Linked DNA regions of Homo sapiens: region 2 is linked to region 1. Evidence: chromatin loops called from intact Hi-C (ENCODE). Cell type or tissue: A673. All regions are shown on one strand.

Region 1 (8,000 bases):
TGACACAGCAAGACTCTCTCTCAAAAAAAAAAAATAATAAAAAATAAGCAGGTCCTATGATATTTCCTTTACAGAACTGCTGTCTCCAAGAGTGTTTTTTCCTAGGTGCAAGGAGGAGAGACTGGAAAATGGGAAACACAATTAACATGAAGAAAGAAGCATCCTGAATGTTTTCTTTTCCACCATGGTCTTATGTTTAGTTACCATTTAAAGCTTGAAAGTAGCTGTCTTTACTGAACACTGAATGTGAAATGCTTTACACACATTTAACCCACACAGCTATTCTACAAGGTGACTGTTATTCTCATTTTACAGAGGAGGAAACTGAGCCATCAGGAGAAAAGCAATCTGTGGTATTGTGTCCAGAATTGTGGGGTTCTTGGCCTCACTGACTCCAAGAATGAAGCCGCAGACACTCGCGGTGAGTGTTACAGCTCTTAAGGTGGTGCGTCTGGAGTCTATCCCTTCTGATGTTCAGATGTGTTCGGAGTTTCTTCCTTCTGGGGGGTTCGTGGTCTCGCTGGCTCAGGAGTGAAGCTGCAGACCTTCGCAGTGAGTGTCACAGCTCTTAAAGCAGCGTGTCTGGAGTTGTTTATTCCTTCCGGTGGGCTTGTGGTCTTGCTGGGCTCAGGAGTGAAGCTGCAGATCTTCGCGGTGAGTGTTACAGCTCATAAAAGCAGCATGCACCCAAAGAGTGAGCAGTAGCAAGATTTATTGCAAAGAACAAAGCTTCCACAGTGTGGAAGAAAACCTGAGCAGGTTACCAATGCTGGCTCGGGCAGCCTGCTTTTATTCTCTTATCTGGCCCCACCCACATCCTGCTGATTGGTAGAGCCAAGTGGCCTGTTTTGTCAGGGCGCTGATTGGTGCATTTACAATCCCTGAGCTAGATACAAAGGTTCTCCACGTCCCCATCAGATTAGTTAGATACAGAGTTTCGACACACAGGTTCTCCAAGGCCCCACCAGAGCAGCTAGATACAGAGTGTCGATTGGTACATTCACAAACCTTGAGCTAAACACAGGGTGCTGATTGGTGTGTTTACAAACCTTGAGGTAGATACAGAGTGCCGATTGGTGTATTTACAATCCTTGAGCTAGACATAAAGACTCTCCACGTCCTCACCAGAGCAGCTAGATACAGAGTGTCGATTGGTGCACTCACAAACCTTGAGCTAAACACAGGGTGCTGATTGGTGTATTTACAATCCCTGAGCTAGATATAAAGACTCACCACGTCCTCACCAGAGCAGCTAGATACAGAGTGTCGATTGGTGCACTCACAAACCTTGAGCTAAACACAGGGTGCTGATTGGTGTATTTACAATCCCTGAGCTAGATATAAAGACTCTCCACGTCCCCACCAGACTCAGGAGCCCAGCTGGCTTCACCTAGTGGATCCCGCACCGGGGCTGCAGGTGGAGCTGCCTGCCAGTCCTGCGCCGTGCGCTCGCATTCCTTAGCCCTTGGGTGGTCGATGGGACGGGGCGCCTGGAGCAGGGGGTGGTGCTCGTCCGCGAGGCTCGGGCCGCACCGGAGCCCATGGAGGGGGTGGGAGGCTCAGGCATGGCGGGCTGCAGGTCCCTAGTCCTGCCCGGCGGGAAGGCAGCTAAGGCCCGGCAAGAAATCGAGCGCAGCGCCGGTGGGCCAGCACTGCTGGGGGACCCAGTACACCCTCCGCAGCCACTGGCCCGGGTGCTAAGTACCCCATTGTCCGGGGCCAGCAGGGCTGGCTGGCTGCTCCGAGTGCGGGGCCAGCCAAGCCCACGCCCACCCGGAACTCCAGCTGGCCCGCAAGCGCCGCACGCAGCCCCGGTTCCGGCTCGTGCCTCTCCCTCCACACCTCCCTTCAAGCTGAGGGAGTGGGCTCCGGCCTTGGCCAGCCCAGAAAGGGGCTCCCACAGTGCAGTGGGGGGCTGAAGGGCTCCTCAAGTGCCACCAAAGTGGGAGCCCAGGCAGGGGAGGTGCCGAGAGCAAGCGAGGGCTCTGAGGACTGCCAGCACGCTGTCACCTCTCAGTATTTTACAGAGTAAGTAGTGGTAAAGACCCACGCTTTTCACTATATTATTTTGACTGCTGTGATTCACTGCCCTCCTTCTCTACTGCTTCTTAAACTTTCCTGGTTAAGTGTTAACAAACAGAGGTATAGAGAGAAGGGCTGGGTCTTGCCACTCAACGTGTGGTCTTTGGACCAACAACAGGTATTACGTGGGAGCTCGTTAGAACTGCAGAATCGCAGCCTTAGCCTAGCCATGCTGAGTCAGGATCTGCAAGTGTAGGTGCGACTCCACAGGCCTCACACCCATGGAGCTGGCCCTGCCTACAGGAGAGACATCTGCACGTGAAAGCATGAGAAGCATTGTCCTAGAGGATTTTGTGATGCAATCTTTCACCAACGGGATGGCTTTAGTTTTATCTTTTTGCCTTTTTATCTCAAAGTATTTTAAAATGTTTCATTTATGCTCCTTAATATATCCATTGGTCTTACTATAAAATAACATTTACCCCAAAAAACCTTGAAGGAAAACTGATACTCTGATATGGTTTGGCTCTGTGTCCCCACCCAAATCTCATCTCAAACTGTAATTCCCATATGTCAAGGCAGGGATCTGGTGGGAGGTGATTGGATCATGGGAGTGGTTTCTCCTGTGATGTTCTTGTGACGGTGTGTGTAAGTTTTCATGAGATCTGAAGCTTTGAAAGTGTTTGGCAGTTTCCCCTGTCTTCTCTTTCTCACCTGCTGCCATGTAAGACATGCCTTGCTTCCCCTTGGCTTTCTGCCATGATTGTAGGTTTCCTAAGGCCTCTCCATCCATGCAGAACTGTGTGTCAATTAAACCTCCTTTCTTTATAAAGTATCCACTTTTGGATATGTCTTTATAGCAGGGCGAAAATGGACTAATACATACTCTTAGATGATACACTGTGTTTACTTACCGTATCAGTACCTACAGGATTCTGCTTATTCCAGAAAGTCCACACATCCTAGTGTGGAAAACCTGGGCTTAGCCCATCCTAGGTGTAGACTGCAGAGCCCTTGCGTAGATGCTTTTGACAGAATCACCTCCATATGAGTTTCATGTCCTATTTGTCCAAGAAGTTGAGCATTCATGCAATGTCTCCTTAAACCCCTTATTTAAGCTCTCCAAATCTCAGTCTTCTCATCTATAAAATGGGAAGAATAGCACCTATCATCGAGGTATGTTGTGAAGTTTAAACAAATAATACATAAGGCCGGGCATGGTGGCTCATTCCTGTAATCCCAGCACTTTGGGAGGCTGAGGGGGGTGGATCGCTTGAGTCTAAAAGTTCAAGACCAGCCTGGGTGACATGGTAAAACCTTGTCTCAAAAAATAAAAACAAAAACACACAAAAAACTAGCCGGGCATGGTGGCGCATGCCTCTAGTGCCAGCTACCCGGGGGGTGGGGGGTGGGTGGGGAGGCTGAAGTGAGAGGATCGCTTGAGCCCGGGAGGCGGAGGTTACAGTGAGCTGAGATTGTGCCATGGCACTCCAGCCTGGGTGACGGAGAGAGAACTTGTCTCGAAAAAAAAAAAAAGAAAAGCTTAGAGTCTGGTGAAGATGACTTTTATATTTTTCAGTGAGAGAAACTATTTCTAAAAAGAACTCTAAGGTCACTGGGAGGAGCAACAGCAGCAGCATTGACAAGAGGGTCTCTTACACCAAGTCAACGTTCGTCGGTTGCATATTAAAGAATAAGAGCTGGGCAGCACTGTGGATGCCCCTCAAGGCTCAAGGGGGCGCTCTAAGCTTCAATTCTAGGGACTTGGCAAGCACATTCAGCCAGGGCTTGTGCTTTGAATACAAGCAGAGGCAGGGGAGTTTTGCAGAGAAGGAGGTAGGTGGGCTGTGCTTAGGAAAATTGGATTTTCTGCCAGTCTGGGCATGTGGAAGCTTGAGAGATGCATTTGGGAACATTTTTGGGAAAATATTTTTTACCTCTCAAATTCTACAATTGAATATGGTAACTTAAATATATGTATATATTTAGGTTATATACATTAAACATGCTATTGTAAAAATTTCAAATATTAGAGAAAGTGTAGCTTTGAAGGTGAAAGTCCCCCCACTATGGCCCTTCCACTTAAAGAAGAAAAAGTGTTAAGCGTATTTGTTATGCATATTTGCTATGTAAAGTGTTAAGCGTATTTGCTATGACTAAATTAACTACTCAGCTAAATCACTATATGTATACAAGAACATACGCATATGTTTTTATATAAGTATAAGTGCTGACATTTATTTTTTATTTATTTATTTTTTGAGACATGGTCTTGCTTTGTCACCCAGGCTGAAGTGCAGTGGTGCCATCTTGGCTCACTGTAACCTCTGCCTACTGTGTTCAAGTGATTCTTGTGCCTCAGCCTCCCGAGTAGCTGGGACTACAGGCATGTGCCACCATGCCTGGCTAATTTTTAAATTTTTGGTAGAGACAGGGTTTCGCCATGTTGGCCAGTCTGGTCTCGAACTCCTGACCTCAAGTGGTCCGCCTGCCTCGGTCTCCCAAAGTGCTGGGATTACAGGTATGAGCCACCATGCCTAGCCATGAATGCTGACATTTAGCTTCACAAGGCTAACTTGAGCTGTGAAGCAAAAGCCTGGAAAGCTTGTGTCGTGTGGCCCAGGACATGCTCTTCCCATGAGCAAGTAGCACAAAAAGCAAATTATCAGAAACTTACGATCTGAGTGTGGAAACAAAACAAAGGGAGGAAATTAATCTTCTGAAATTTCTCTCAACTAAGAGGGTACCCTTCTCTTACTCCCCCTCCAGCACATCCGGGAACTAGTATCTCACAGCACATATTTTGAAAAATGCTGACTTTCTGTTTGTCATTTTTAGGTTTCCTTAAAGCAGAAATTATAGCTAGGTTATGTTGTTGCCTTTTAAATTATTTTTTTTTTAGTTTATTTTTTTATTGATCATTCTTGGGTGTTTCTCGCAGAGGGGGATTTGGCAGGGTCCTAGGACAATAGTGGAGGGAAGGTCAGCAGATAAACAAGTGAACAAAGGTCTCTGGTTTTCCTAGGCAGAGGACCCTGGGGCCCTCCGCAGTGTTTGTGTCCCTGGGTACTTGAGATTAGGGAGTAGTGATGACTCTTAACGAGCATGCTGCCTTCAAGCATCTGTTTAACAAAGCACATCTTGCACCACCCTTAATCCATTTAACCCTGAGTGGACACAGCACATGTTTCAGAGCGCACAGGGTTGGGGGTAAGGTCACAGATCAACAGGATCCCAAGGCAGAATAATTTTTCTTAGTACAGAACAAAATGAAAAGTCTCCCATGTCTACTTCTTTCTACACAGACACGGCAACCATCCGATTTCTCAATCTTTTCCCCACCTTTCCCCCCTTTCCACTCCACAAAACCGCCATTGTCATCATGGCCCGTTCGCAATGAGCTGTTGGGTACACCTCCCAGACGGGGTGGTGGCCAGGCAGAGGGGCTCCTCACTTCCCAGTAGGGGCGGCCGGGCAGAGGCACCCCTCACCTCCCGGACGGGGCGGCTGGCCCGGGCCGGGGGGCTGACCCCCCCCACCTCCCTCCCGGACGGGGTGGCTGGCCTGGCGGGGGCTGACCCCCACCTCCCTCCCGGACGGGGTGGCTGCCGGGCGGAGACGCTCCTCACTTCCCAGACAGGGTGGCTGCTGGGCGGAGGGGCTCCTCACTTCTCAGACGGGGTGGTTGCCAGGCGGAGGGTCTCCTCACTTCTCAGACGGGGCGGCTGGGCAGAGACGCTCCTCACCTCCCAGATGGGGTCGCGGCCGGGCAGAGGCGCTCCCCACATCTCAGACGATGGGCGGCCGGGCAGAGACGCTCCTCACTTCCTAGATGGGATGGCCAGGAAGTGAGGACTGGGCAGCCAGGCAGAGAGGCTCCTCACGTCCCAGACAATGGGCAGCCAGGCAGAGACACTCCTCACTTCCCAGACGGGGTGGCGGCCGGGCAGAGGCTGCACTCTTGGCACTTTGGGAGGCCAAGGCAGGCGGCTGGGAGGTGGAGGTTGTAGCGAGCCGAGATCAAGCCACTGCACTCCAGCCTGGGCACCATTGAGCACTGAGTGAACCAGACTCCGTCTGCAATCCCGGCACCTCGGGAGGCCGAGGTTGGCGGATCACTTGCGGTTAGGAGCTGGAGACCAGCCCGGCCAACACAGCGAAACCCCGTCTCCACCAAAAAAATACGAAAACCAGTCAGGCGTGGCAGCGCGCGCCTGCAATTGCAGGCACACGGCAGGCTGAGGCAGGAGAATCAGGCAGGGAGGTTGCAGTGAGCCGAGATGGCAGCAGTACAGTCCAGCTTTGGCTCGGCATCAGAGGGAGACAGTGGGGAGAGGGGGAGGGGGAGGGGGAGGGGGCCTTTTAAATTATTTACATTTGAGTGAAAGTTAATATTTTTCTTTAACCTACCTATGGGTTCTTTGAAAAGATGTTTAATGACCTATTTAAGGTGACTAAAACCATCATATTAATTTTTTACTCCAAAGATAGTAGTAAAAGGGAAATTTCCGATAGCAGTTATTTAAAATAAATTGACAAGCCAAAAATATAACATATAATATTAATATTATTATCTAATAATTGATTATTAATTATCTAATATTAACATATTTTGGCTTGTCAATTTATTTTAATAATATAATATTAATAATATAATAGATAATATTAATATCTATTAATATTAATAAATATAAAAGTAAACTTTAGCCAGCCATGGCGGTGCACACTTATAGTCCCAGCTACTCAGGAGGCTGATGCAGGAGCCCAGGAATCCAAGGCTATCGTGAGCTATGATCACCCTCATGAAAACCACTGCACTCCAGCCTGGGCAACATAGTGAGATCCCATCTCAGAAAATAAATGTAAATCCTTGCCATTAGCTATGACTATAAATATCTAAAGTGTTTCTTTAAAATTAATCGTTATTCCTGTATCCTTTATCTATGTAAACCTAACGATGTGGGTTATGATTACTTTTAGGCACATAATAGGTGACAAACGGCACCTCTGGTACCAAAGTATTCCTCATCTCATCCACCAGAGGGTACTTGAGAGTTATTCAATAAAAGAACTTGGGAGAGCAAATTTTAAAATTTTAACTAGAAACCACAGTCCTAAAGTGATATATACACACACACTTCTGTTACATTATTAACCAAATTCATTTTGCTAAAAGATAGCCACATGTTTTTTTCCACTAAATTATAGAATTCTGATACTCTTCCATTTGCTTTTTGTTTGTTTGTTTGTTTTTAATTTGTTTTTTTTCAGAGACGGGGTCTCACTATGTGTTGCCCAGGCTGGTCTCAAACTTCTGGACTCAAGCGATCCTCCTGCCTTGGACTCCCAAAGTGCTGGGATTACAGGTGTGAACTGCCGTGCCTGGCCAAGTTAGAATGTCATTCGTATTCTTATACTCAATTTTGAACATTTTTTGAATCTAACCTAGGTTGGGGGTGGGGTACTGTGTATTTTACACACTATATTAAATGTGTTTTTCTATTGAAAATTGTGGTACTTACATTTACTAGAAAAGGCTAGTAATTTTATTATTATAATTCCAGAATTGTTTCTCTATTCTGTGTAATTAGCATATCATTTAACTGGATTTATCCTGGAGTCTCATGAAAGATGCAGCGTGTTATTTTTCTTTCATTAGGTTCATCTTCCACTTTTCTTTCCCATTCCATGTTCCAGTAAGAGCAAATTACTGTACTGTATATTAAAAAACTAAAAATTAGGCCAGGTGTGGTGGCTCACGCCTGTAATCCCAGCACTTTGGGAGGCTGAGGTGGGCGGATCACAAAATCGAGAGTTCAAGACCAGCCTGACCAACATGGTGAAACCCCGTCTCTACTAAAAATACAAAAATTAACCAGGCGTGGTGCCGTGCGCCTGTAATCCCAGCTACTCAGGAGTCTGAGACAAGAGAATCACTTGAACCCGGGAGGTGGAGGTTGCAGTGAGCTGAGATCATG
Region 2 (8,000 bases), 500 kb before region 1:
CCTCCTGAAAGAGAAGAGCAGGAGAGGGGCTGGTGAGGAGGGGCTGACAGCGGCGTCCCTCGTCTGGGCAGCCTCCGCTCTGCCACTCTCCTCCCGTCCTGAGGATGGGACCCCCGGAAAAGAGGCCTGCCATGGCACCCAGAGCAGCCATTTTCCTCCCAGTTCTGGGGCTTTGGAAGGAGCTTGCGGATGAGGAGAGGGAGCCTCCGCAGGGCTCTGGCTCCCCTCCAGGGGCCGAGGCCGCACACAAAGCCGCTCTGTGGGTGAGCTTCAAAGCAGAGCGCCGAGGAGCAGGGAGCCAGCGCCAGCAACACCTCCCCGGTGTGGGGCCGACTCCCCGCCTGGGCGTTTCTCCGAATCCTTGAGGCCCCCTTGGCTTCCGCAAACAATATGGCCCTCTTCAAGTGCCAAAGAAAATAACAAGGGGGTGGAAGCAGAGAGGGGAGGGGAGGGAAACGGGAACAGAGCCTTGGCGAAACCTTTCCATGAAATCAACTGTGCCCTCCGACGGCCGCACACCGATGGCCATCTAGGGCAGGGCCCGCAGCTGAAAAATGTCAAGGCTCATAAACATCTCTCACAGGACGCCAGTAAAGTCCAAAAGGCCCCTCAGGTTTACTAAAGCCAGAAATCAGTAGATGAAAGCTCAGGCCGAACTCAGGAATGGCCCCTTGTTCTGCCAGGAACCCCTGCCTGCCCTGAAGAGCCCCCACGGGCCTGGTAAGCCAGCTCCAGCCAGTGGCCAGTGAGCAAGACCTGAGTCATCGGTCTCACCGGCTCCCTGGCTCTTCCTATCTGCCAGGTAGAGGCTACGACATCAGCCTCAAGCACCCTGGCACAATATTGACGCTTTGATCTTAATGCATATAAAATTCTGAAAATTTTTAAATAAAATAAATCAACTGCCCCTCCACCCACCCTTCGGTGGTAAAAGAGATCTCTGGAAGACCTTTGAGTTTTAAGGGGAGCCTCTATTTCCTTTTTTGTGGAATAGCCCAATTACACCTACTGGATAGGATTGTTGAGGGGACCTGAGAAACTTGAGACGACAAGAACGCGTAGCGCCTCGGCTGGCTGAGGGTGCTGAGTGAGTAGTAGCACCTGACAGGCAGAGGACCCACCTCCTGCCTGGAATCATCAGCAACTGACAATGGTGCGAGTTCTACTCACCTTTAAACGCTGCAAATCGCACCACTGCTATTTGCTGTGGGGTATAACATGTGAGGGACCCTTTCTGTCATCGTCACCTTAGCCACTCTCTGCTCTCTGCCTTTCTTTTCAGGCCCTCGTGTTGTGTTCTCTCCAGCTTTCCCCGTGCCTCAGCCACTCTTCACGTTCCATCTCTGCTCTGTGCTGACCCGGTATGGTGGTGTGGGGAGAGCAATGGCTTTCAAGTTCAGGCTAGGGTTCAAATCCAGCTCTGCCACACGCTGGCGTGGGTTCTTGGGAAAGTCCTTCATGACTTTCAAGTTCCTCTTCTGTGATCTCCTGGGGGACGGGGGACCAAACCTGTCCACCATGAATCCTTAACATACAACGTGTGGCTGCACACATAGTAGATATTCAATAATAATGTTTGTAATAGCATTTAAATCCTCCAGGCTCTGTTCCAGGTACTTTTATGTATATTAAGTCATTTAATCTGCAGAACAGCACTATGATACAGGTGCTGTAATTATTCCAATTTTACCAGTAAGGAAACTAAAGCTTTTATTTATTGAATGAAATGAATAAATGAATGAATGTTTTCCATGGCAGATACAATAATTGTTTATGTCAAAGAGCCTGACCAAGTACCTAATACAGCACCTCTTCCATACCTTATGTCCACCCCACTTTCCATTTCTCCTAAGAACAGAAGGACAGAACTGTTGAACACCAAATCTCTACCCCTGGGCCAGGCAAAGCCACATGCCAGCCTCCCAGACAGATGGCACTCACAACTGTCTAGGCATGTACACGACTCCTCTAAAGGAGTGGGGGCTCTGATCTCAGGATAGAAATTACTCTGAACACCACCAAAAACACAAGAACAACAATACAACCAACTCTCCCATGACCACCTTCCTCTGGAGGTGCCTACTATGGTGACGCAAGGACTGTCAGACTCTGGGCAATGTCTAATAACCCAAGGTTCTTGGCACAAGATTGCCAGTAACTGTGCAGAAACAAATAGCCAGCATTGGGCAGCTGCCCTTTAAAGCATAGGGAATCAAAACCAGCTTCAAATGGTTTCTGACACACGGTAGGCATTTAGTAACTATTGAATTGGTTGGTAAGTTTCTGTGTGCCATTCTACATACATTAACCCCAAACTCCATAATAGTCCTGGGCATTGAGCATATTATCCCCATTTTACAGATGAGGAAACTGAGACTTCAATGTCCACAGACCTTGCCAAGCGGAAAGTGGTAGAATCAGAATTTCAACCCAGCTTGTCAAACAGCTGAGTTTGTGCTTTTGATATCATGTTATCTGGAATCAAATAACTGAAGGGCTGTTTTCTTTCTTTCTCCACTAAATGCCTTTTTTTTTGAGCATCAGCACCAAGACTGGTTCTTTCTTGCCCCTGTCATTCCCTCTATGATGCCAAAGTTCATCTGTAGGATCCAGTCCCTCTGGTTTTCTCTGCAGAATAGAAGGTGACCTGGGCTCTGCAGAACACCCAGGGCTGGAGGCCCTTTCAACTTATTGGCTGAGGAATGAGGATGTTACTTAACTGATGCATCCTTCAGGGGCCCTCTCGAAGGCTGTCTTGGGACTGTTGTCCCTCACTTCTTTCTCCTTTGGTGCAGCCTGTGACTCATACTGGACATCAGTCCACCCTGAATACTGGACTAAGCGCCATGTGTGGGAGTGGCTCCAGTTCTGCTGCGACCAGTACAAGTTGGACACCAATTGCATCTCCTTCTGCAACTTCAACATCAGTGGCCTGCAGCTGTGCAGCATGACACAGGAGGAGTTCGTCGAGGCAGCTGGCCTCTGCGGCGAGTACCTGTACTTCATCCTCCAGAACATCCGCACACAAGGTCAGTGTTCAGAGGGCCAGACCTCCAGGGGAGGGACCAGGATTAGGACCAAACAACTTTGAGAAGTCCTTTCCCATCGTGTGAATTGCACAGCAAAATTTTACTAACTGGAGTTCTCGTTAATCCAAACCTTCAATAACTGGAAGCTAGTATGCCAGAATTGGGGATTTTAGGGAAAAGGGAGCGAGTTACAAAAATGCAAATTGAGTGCATTTAAAAAAAGAGAAAGAAAAACGGACACCACGTTCAGGGACTGCCCAGGCACCAGGCTGATAATAATACAGTATATTCATAATGATTTGAAACCACACAGGATGGACAAAAAAGAGGTTTGTGCTTCATCTCTCATTAAGCAGAAGAGGAATAAAATTAAATAGACTACCTTCCCTTTTCTACAGGAGTCCAACTAATTATCATTTCATCACATTCCTAATGGTCAAGGATCAAGTGGCCAGAAGGTGGCGCCAATAGCATTATTTAACTCTTCAACAGGCCTTTTGCATGCAGAATGTCGATGAACATTTTTTCAATCCAGAAAGGTTCTTTGAGAACATCGAGCTCTAATGTCTCAAAGTCACACATAGATAAAGGAACTGATATCCTGAGACATTAAGTGACTTCCTCAAGGTCACACAGCAAACAGGGCTGATTCACAGAAAGTCAGTACAAAGCAAGGGCTTGGAGATCCGAAAGACCTGTGTTCCAACCCTGGCTCCAATACTCCGAGCTACGGAACCTCTGGCGAGTGGCTTAAGCTGTCTGAATCCCCACTGCCTCATCTGTCCAATGGGATAATGACACCTCCATGGGCTTTTTGAGAGGATTCAGGGAAATATTACCTAGAACAGCATATGAAGATGGAAATGCAGTAAATGGCAGCTGTTTTTCCATCATCATTAATATAATCAAGAGGCATATTATAGGATGTTAAAGGAAGCCTATCTCAGCTCAGTTTTAAGAAGGATCTTTTTAAAGGTTAGTACCTTCTTTTGAAAAGGTAATTCAGAAGATACAGGAGATAGGACGATCCCCACCACTGGAGATAATCAAGTAGTCTAATAGCCCCCTGCTTGAAGAGGAGGATATGACAGCGCCTCTTGTTTGCACAGAAAAACCACAGAGGACCCTCCTGCTCTGTGATTCTTTGGCCTCCTCTTGATCCTCATCCATCATGAGCGCTTGAAGGCAGAAAAGCTAAGAATGGTGGCCCTTGGGCACTACATGGCTGGGGCCCTGGGAGCCAAAACTCCAGTGACAATGACCTGCCAAGAGCTGGGATCTGTGTCCTGTGCTCAGAGTGGGCACTCCCTGAAAGAGGACAAGTTTGACCAAGTCACAACGGCTCCAGAAGAAGGAGCTTGGGACTCCATTTAGGATCCTCCCAAGGGAACAGGCTCGCACAAAAATCCTAGGGCCACAGAGAGGGGTGTATTTTATTCTGGAAAAAGATGCAGTTTGGCAATGCCAGCTTGGCCAAATGTCAAGTCAACCTCATTTGTCTCCATGCTCTTGTGCAGCCCCTGTGCTGGCATCTCCCACCACAAGCACCTCTCTTCCCTGGCAATGGTTGCATCAAAAAACAAACAAACAAAAAAAACCTGTTGGCCAGGCACAGTTGCTCAGGCCTGTAATCCCAATACTTTGGGAGGCTGAGGCAGGCAGATCATCTAAGGTCAGGAATTCGAGACAAGCCTGGCCAACATGGTGAAACCCCGTCTCTACTAAAAATACAAAATTAGACAGGCATGGTGGTGCGTGCCTATAATCCCAGTTACTCAGGAGGCTGAGGCATGAGAATCACTTGAACCCAGGAGGTGGAGGTTGCAAGTGAGCCGAGATTGCACCATTGCACTCCAGCCTGGGCAAAAAGAGCAAAATCCTGAAAAAAAAAAAAAAAACAAACCTGTCCCTGGTTTTATTACCCCAGGGCCCTGTGCAAAACTAATAGGCTAAACCTAAAAAAGCCAACTGCTTTTTAATAGGTCATACATTACCTCTTCTTATTGTAAGGAATTCCTGCAATCACAATGCCACCTTTAATGGTGGGATTTCAAGCACTCTCTAGGCCAGGAGTGTTCCATATTGAGCAGTAAAACTATCTACTCCACCAATCTACTCCATTCTGAAATTCCTCTTTTAATGTTTCTCAATCAGATATGTGGATTGTAGATTGTGGAGATATATATATTGTGATCAAAGTTCACACTGTCTCCCATTTGCCCAGGAGACATCGTTTCTGCCTGTGATCCTAGAGTAATTATTATTACCATAGCACTACCTTTCATCCTCAAAAGTGTCTCCATTTAGATCATAAATTCTACAGTTGACTGGGGGTTATTACCTCATGTATGCCTTATACTACCCCATAGGTTTTGACTCTGGCAGAACAGGACACAGAATAAGGCAGTTTTATGGAGGAGAGGAGCTGGAAGGGGGTTGTAAGGCCTCAGCACCATCCAGCTCGGTAGGTATTGCAGTAGGATTTAAGGGCCTAGCAACCTGGGGACACTGGTTGCTGGGAAGCAAGGTCAGAGGTTGGCTTCCACAGCCTAGGAGGGGAATGAGCCCCTCTTCAATCTCCCATCCTGTTCTCAGTCGGCCCTTTGGACAGAGTCAACTGAGGCGCGTGGCTGACCAAAACCAATGAGAACATGACGCCAAGAATAAAAAATCACAACTGTGCCCTGCTCCAGTCTGCTTAGCAAGTAGAGATTAGTCCTCGTGTTGGACCAAGCTAGGACATAGGTATCCTTCAGCCTAAACTGCTATGTGAAAACACAATCTCAAACTCCTCATTCAACCCCAGCCCACCCCATTCTACAGAGGAGAGAACCAAGGTCCTGACATCATCTTCCATATCCTCATTAAACTCAGCATTCACATAGAGCTTTGCACTTCTTGCAACCTCCTATGCCCATTCTCCCCACTGACCAGCACATAACAGGCATTCCAATCCCCAAGGGATTAGAGGCCATGTCAGAGACTATAGACTCTTAGCCACAGGGGAGCTTAGTGGGTATTTTATCTCGTGATGTCAATGAGAAAAACCAACAAGCCCAGAGACTGAGTGAGCAAGGCTGCACAGGGATCAGTAGCCCGGCCCAGCTCAGAGCCCAGCCCTGGACCCCAGACCAGAGCTTACTCCCCAGTGCCTGCTCAGAAAATCTGCAGAGGCTGCTGGGAAGCCTGGTTCTGGGTGCTCCCTCCAAATGACCTTTAATAATGAGGAAATTATCACCTCTCAGGGATGGCTTCAGGGTGACACTCTAAGACCAGATGGTCTCCAAGGTTCCCTCTAAATTGTAACCAACCTCAAGAGGGACAGTCACTCCACTTCCCTCCAACACCCCCTCTCCTGGCCTGGCCAGTGGAAACCAGGATTGCATGGTATGGTTTCTGGATTTCTTTTTCTTTCCCAGGTTACTCCTTTTTTAATGACGCTGAAGAAAGCAAGGCCACCATCAAAGACTGTAAGTAACCAAGCGCAAGCCACCCAAGGCTCTGTCAAGGTTGTCATTGGTACATGGGCTTGACCATTCTTTTAGGATCATACTGAAAAGCTGATGAACCAAAACAATCCCAGACCTGGAGAAAGCAGTGGGGAAAAGCGTGGTGGAAAGAGTGTGACAGAAAGAGCGTGGGTGTGGGTCTGTAGGACCATAGCTTGGGTCTATGGATTGCTTATCGTCTGAGACTCCATTCCCCTATCTGTAAAATAGTGTGACCCTTGTGGGTCGTGGTAAGTTTGAGAAATGATGCACACAAAGAGCCCAGCATGCGCCACCAGTGTAGATGCTCCCAAACCAGTATCCATTTGTCATACATTAATAATACTATTAGAAGCCTTGTGGTTCATAATGCTTAAGAAGACTCTGAGCTCACTAAGCAGGTAGAGTTTATAATTATAAGACGATGGAGGATCTCAAATAGCCTTGTTGATGCTGATGATTAACCTTCCCTGTTTCACTTGGGCAGATGAAGAAGGCTCGGGAAAGGGATCTTTGGTGCTTTCATTTTTCAAAGATGACAATGATGATTACTATTAGTTACTGAGTCCCTGGCCCAGAGGCCAGGAGGAAATGTGGTCCTGGGCAAACCCCATTCCCCCATGGGCTTCAGCTCAGTCATCTGCAGAGAGGGAGCAGAGCGCATGGTGATTTCCAAGGCCTCTGAGGGCTGCAAGCTGGAGGGGCAGACACAGAGGGACTGTTCTTATGGGTTATGATTTTTTCCTCCTTACAGTCCCAAACAATCAACTGAGGACTCACGTTACTTGGATCCTAGTTAACAAAAGTTTTTGGAATTTCGTTTTTCGTTTTGTTTTTGGTGCTTTAGCACAGGAATGGCCAGTTCGTGGACCACACGCTACGGGCTTAAGCAGGTGCACCCTGCTCTGCAGACCGCAGCTGCCCTCACACGAGCAGCTCTGCATTCTGCCAGGTTTCATCACTCGGGGCCCCGGGGTGTAGCATCTCACCCACCTGTGAACAAAGCTCACACACTGTTTCCTGGTGCTGGTAGAATCCCTTGTGATCCATCTGCAGCAGCCTGGGGGATGTAAATCCCAGCTTTTACCACCACACCTAACCCAGTCAAAGCCCCTGGAAGAAATGAGCCTGTGAAGCCTGGGAGACATTACTGTGGCCAAAGGCTTGAGCCACAGGCAGGCATTTGCTTTACTCTCTAAGTAGTAGTGACCTAGACCTGACCAACCCTTTCTCCAGGGGTCAGTGTCTTCACCTACAAATAGGAATCACTTACCAGCCTGCCTTCCACACGACAAAAGGAAGCTAATACAATGGAAAGAGAAGGTGTGTCCAGTAAGTTCTTTTGAAGTAGGTGTAACCTGAATATATAACTAGCCACAGTTAGATTCAATGTGCTGATGATTATGATGATGAGGATAAGGATGAGGATGACAGCTAGCATTTATTGAGTGCTTCCTATGAACCAGGCCCTGTGCTAATATCT

What was found. Peaks named below come from ENCODE experiments on the same cell type or tissue, not always from the same donor. Only the 100,000 strongest peaks of a DNase experiment are listed, where the experiment ranks them.
Region 2: it touches region 1 in a loop (4-fold over the local background); 18 of 110 quality-filtered maps call a loop at or near these places.

Annotation. Positions count from the first base shown.
Region 1 is chr11:33,983,933-33,991,932 of GRCh38, reverse strand. No RefSeq gene overlaps it. Among named protein-coding and RNA genes, the nearest start is that of CAPRIN1, 64 kb to the left of the region's middle. RefSeq lists an enhancer at 1,613-2,184. In A673, CTCF peaks have their summits at 3,748 (motif pointing right) and 7,051 (motif pointing right); DNase peaks (open chromatin) are centred at 3,772 and 7,062; H3K27ac peaks cover 2,767 bases.
Region 2 is chr11:34,488,508-34,496,507 of GRCh38, reverse strand. It overlaps ELF5 (E74 like ETS transcription factor 5), which reads left to right. Exons shown (of 7, transcript NM_001422.4): 3 at 2,796-3,029; 4 at 6,449-6,499. Among named protein-coding and RNA genes, the nearest start is that of ELF5, 21 kb to the left of the region's middle. RefSeq lists an enhancer at 1-360. In A673, CTCF peaks have their summits at 3,276 and 3,479 (motif pointing right); DNase peaks (open chromatin) are centred at 251 and 3,507.